Linked DNA regions of Homo sapiens: region 2 is linked to region 1. Evidence: read pairs that join two places in POLR2A ChIA-PET (ENCODE). Cell type or tissue: A673. All regions are shown on one strand.

Region 1 (2,500 bases):
CACCGTACTGTGTCAAACTAAAAGGTGCCTCAATGCCCTTCAAAACAGATGTTCTAACTGACTTTTTAAATACCTGAATTACAATGATTTCTTACCCCTCAAAGTATCTTTCTAGGGGTAATAAAGACACTTTGGGGGTATTTCATTTAAAATACCTCCTTAACAAGTAGTCTGTTGGCTTCAAAAGACCCTTTCTGCTTGCCAGTTTTTTTGACCCCAGACATGAAAGGCATGGATGAAATGAAAAACAGAATGAATCCGAGAAATGGAGAGTAAGAAAGGTGACAAGGGTCATTTATAAACACTTCATATTCAGCTTCCAAACCTCTCACACTTTAATTTCAGAACGAAGGATGTTTTGTTTTTTAGGGGTCGGTGTGCAGAAAAGTTTCTCATATATAACAAAGATTACTTGATATTCATTTTGAAATACAGTCTAGAAACAAGCAGGATTCTTGTCTAAAATCCATGGAATTCTGACCCAAGCGTTTCAGTCTTATCAAGATTTAAGGGTCCTATGCCAGGCACAGTGGCTCAAGCCTATAATCCCAGCACTTTGGGATGGCCTTGGGAGGCCAAGGCAGGAGAACACTTGGGCTCAGGAGACCAGCCTGGGCAACATGGCAAAATCCCCATCTCTACCAAAATAAAATAAAAAAAAATTACAATAAATTAGCCAGGCATGGTGGTGTGTGGCTGTAGTCCAGCTACTTGGGAGGCTGAGGTGGGAGGATCACCTGGGCCTGGTAGGTTGAAGCTGCAATGAGCCAAAATTGTGCCATTATACTCTAGCCTGTGAGGATGTGTCTCCAAAAAAAAAAAAAAAAAAGATTTAAGGGACCTAAACATGCACATAATTCCAAAACTGTAAGGAAATGTTTTACAGAAACATGGTAGATTAGGGATTTTAAAATTATAAGAATGAAATTAAGAAACTGGACCTTAACTGTGATAAAAAGATTACCATAGTTTTCTTTAGTAAATATGTTGAATATCGGTGCTAAAACCAAATGGCATTCTACTCAACTGCCTTGTGACATTGGATACTATTTCCCATAAAACTAGTTAAGTAGCTACCATCAATATCTCTTTCTCTCTTAATTTGAGGACTGCATAAAATACACATTTTCTCCCTCAAAGCTCCCTTTTCTTAACAAACCGAACATCAAAGCTTTCTCCAATAAAGGGCAGTTCACATAAATATAAAAAAGAAAATGTGCTGGGCAAAAACACATTCCTGGCTTTCTGGGTTTGAATTACGTATCATTTATTTCCTGGGCTAGGAAAAAAAAATTGGTTACACAAAGTCACAAAACTCTTAAATTTCCGGACAGGATTCTTTTAACTATAACTTACCCAGTCTAAAGTTGCATTCACATGCCTGTAATCCCAGCCCTTTGGGAGACCCAGGTGGGTGGATCACTTGAGGCCAAGAGTTCGAGACCAGCCTGGCCAGCAAGACAAAACCCCATCTCTACTAAAAATACAAAAAAAAATTAGCTGGGTGTAGTGGCGCATGCCTGTAGTCCCAGCTACTTGGGAGGCTGAGGCATGAGAATCGCTCAAACCAGGGAGGCGGAGGTTGCAGTGAGCTAAGATGGTGCCACTGCACTCCAGCCTGGGTGACAGAGTGAGACTCTGTTTCAGGGGAAAAAAAAAAAAAAAGCTGCATTCAATTGTTGGGTCGAAAAGATGGATAACGCCTAGCCCTAATGATTCGATTGTGTAATACTCCAGTAAAATATGAAACCTGAATATATGACGATTAAAATTGCCTTAATATCCTTTAATTCCATTCATATTGTCTCTCCTCTCATTCATAAATACTCAATATGTCAAGATGGCCCAAACTTCTTATAAACCCATCTGTTCTGTGAAATGTGACTGTTGTAGTTAAGGGATGCTTGTGAGGCACTTAAATAAAGCTATTTCTCAACTGTTCATGACCACCACCAGTTTTTCCTCTCCTTAGGCAGAGGATTACACATAGCTCCAATTATCAAAGGGTATGACACTTGTTTTTAAAAGGTGGGGAAGCAGACAGTATTTTCACATAATATCATTTGAGCAAATAAATTCTTCCTTAATATTTTTGAGTCATGATATGCCAGCACTGCTGTTCCTTAACCTAATACAATTATACTTAGGTCTGCATTGTAAATGGAAAACTGGTCTTCTACATGACAAGATTTACTCTACCTAAACTACAGGCTGGAGGTGGGGGACCTCCCATTTCAACTAAAAGAATCCATGTCACACCTTAAGTGTGATAAAAATTTAGTGACTAAAAAAATACCCTAACCTAATTGTAACTTCACTTCTTCTCATTCCATCAGTAACTTTTAGAACACCGAACTGCTAAAAAATACACATCAGCATTACTGATCTGAGAAAAAGAAACCAAAACAAGTTCAGAGTCAGGAAAGACTGCTTGTCACATTTATCTACTGTTAAGTTCCCAATATTATCAAAATACTTTTGAAAAGGAGAAAGAATCTAA
Region 2 (2,500 bases), 200 kb after region 1:
GTAGCTATTTAGGTTGATGTAAAAGTAATTGTGCAGTTGTGCAATTACTTTTGCACCAACCTAAATAGAACCGGCATTCCAATCAAGAGCTGAGTCCAGGCATTCCAGAATAGTCCACTCTCCCCAATGATGTTCATATCTGACCACAGGACACTCCCTTTCCCTCTCTGCCCTCCCAAAGGATCACAGCTCATCTCCCTCGCTATGAGGTTCACCCCTTTGGGAGCCTCAGATTTGCTGAACATGCATCTTGAACATCCGTCCACATTTGCTGTCTTTTTTGTTTTGTTTGAGACAGAGTTTCTCTCTTGTCGCCCAGTTTGGATTGCAATGGCACGATCTCGGCTCACTGCAACCTCTGCCTCCCGGGTTCAAGAGATTATCCTGCCTCAGCCTCCCGAGTAACTGGGATTACAGGCACCTGCCACCATGCCCGGCTAATTTTTGTATTTTTAGGAGAGATGGGTTTCACCATGTTGACCAGGCTGATCTCGAACTCCTGACATCAGGTGATCCACCTGCCTCGGCCTCCCAATGTGCTGGGATTACAGGCGTGAGCCACCTTGCCCGGCTGAGGTGTGGATGTTTAATCATCATTTTGGGTGTTAGTTAACTAGACAGTTAACCAGTCTCTGGGGGCAGTTAATAGCTCTGCCAGTTCTTTTAAAGGACAAAAAATTTTCCAGAAATTATGCATTCTTGTCCCTTTCCCTGTCTGTGTAGCTGGAGTGGAATCAGGGGGGCGGGCATTGTGATGTCGTGGGAAACGGACAAGGTTCGGAATCAGACAGAGCTGCGTTGGTATTTCAGAACTGTTATTGTAAGAATGAAATAAAGCTATACATGAACATGAGATAATTTTTGCAAAGCTCTAGGCATGTCATAATAATGGCTGACACTTATTAAGTGCTTCCAATTGGCCAGGCACATAGCTGAAACCTTACACCCCTTATCTCATTTACCCTTGTTTACCACCCCAGGAGGTAGAGGCTATTAGTATTAACATTTGATAATGAGACAATGGAAAATCACAGAGGAGATGGTGTCACAGCTGGTGAGTGACGGAATTGATTTTTGGATCCAGGTTTCAAAGGCTGTGTAGTTTCACCATTACACTATGAATAGTAGCCGTTATTATTATGGCTACCATGGCTACTATCATGATGTCTATTATGATCTCATAAAAATAAGAGTGTCATATATTTAATTTCTACTATAAGTAGGCTCCAGGCCAGAGCCATTTCATAATAAATGCCTTGGGATATGTAGAACATCTCCTTGGTTCTGATTCTCCGCTTACCAGGCAAATAATAGACTCAGAACCAGGAAGGAGGTTCAGGAGAGAAGACTCAAGGAAATTCTTAGAAAAAAGACAGACCCATAATTTCTTCCCTGATATTGGGAAAAAAAGACCTTATTCATGCTTGTTCATATTTTAGAGTTTCATTTATATATGCCTGTTTGGTTTTAAGCCCCATCCCCTTCCAGTTGACTGGATAAGAAATCATAATAAGTAACACACGTGTGCACCTACTATATACCAGGTACCATTCTAAGCATTTATGCATTTTTTTTTTTTTTCTGAGACTGAGTCTTGCTCTATTGCCCAGGTTGGAGTGCAGTGGCACGATCTCAACTCGCTGCAACCTCCACCTCCCAGGTTCAAGCGATTCTTGTGCCACAGCCTCCCGACCACCAGGCCTGGCTAATTTTTGTATTTTTAGTAGAGACAGGGTTTCACCATGTTGGCCAGGCTGGTCTTGAACCCCTGACCTCAGGTGAACCACCCGCCTCAGCCTCCCAAAGCACTGGGATTACAGATGTGAGCCACTGCGCCTGGCCACATTTACGTGTTTTATCCTCTTTAGCTATCTAAATGACTTTATGAGGTGCCTAATGTTATTTATTTATTATTTTTTTGAGACGGAATCTCGCCCAGACTGGAGTGCAGTGACGCAATCTTGGCTCACTGCTTGCTCTGCTCACGCCATTCTCCTGCCTCAGCCGCCTGAGTAGCTGGGATTAAAGGCGCCTGCCACCATGCCTGGCTAATTTTTTGTATTTCTAGTAGAGACGGGGTTTCACTGTGTTAGCCAGGATGGTCTTGATCTCCTGACCTCCTGATCTACCCGTCTCAGACTCCCAAAGTGCTGGGATTACAGGTGTGAGCCACTGTGCCCGGCCTGAGATGCCTAATGTTATAATGAGGCAATGTTATTAATATGAGGAGGAAATTGAAGCTTAGCCAAGTCACCGATTTACTCAAGGACACAGCTTGACATTTACCAGCTGACCCCAAAGACAAAGTTCCTAACTACTATTATGAATTACACTCTCTTCAACAAGTCTGTATTGTGAACTAAGTTCTTTGCCTGGTCGCTTCATGATCATTTTATAGCCTACCCCCTACTATTGATGTTGGCAATGAACTGGACCAGTGGCTTCTCCATTAACTATGCTTCCCCATGGCATGTCCCAGGGGCACCTGGGCAGGGGAAGG

Evidence for each region. Peaks named below come from ENCODE experiments on the same cell type or tissue, not always from the same donor. Only the 100,000 strongest peaks of a DNase experiment are listed, where the experiment ranks them.
Region 2: POLR2A ChIA-PET joins it to region 1 with 5 read pairs; 1 of 35 experiments calls an interaction of 5 or more read pairs at or near these places.

What each region holds. Positions count from the first base shown.
Region 1 is chr16:24,541,622-24,544,121 of GRCh38, reverse strand. The region is part of intron 1 of RBBP6 (RB binding protein 6, ubiquitin ligase); the gene reads right to left. Among named protein-coding and RNA genes, the nearest start is that of RBBP6, 3.3 kb to the right of the region's middle. In A673, no CTCF peak of the experiment used is centred here; no DNase peak of the experiment used is centred here; H3K4me3 peaks cover 1,756 bases; H3K27ac peaks cover 712 bases.
Region 2 is chr16:24,343,492-24,345,991 of GRCh38, reverse strand. All of the region lies in intron 1 of CACNG3 (calcium voltage-gated channel auxiliary subunit gamma 3), which reads right to left. Among named protein-coding and RNA genes, the nearest start is that of CACNG3, 88 kb to the right of the region's middle. RefSeq lists an enhancer at 1,959-2,460. In A673, no CTCF peak of the experiment used is centred here; a DNase peak (open chromatin) is centred at 981.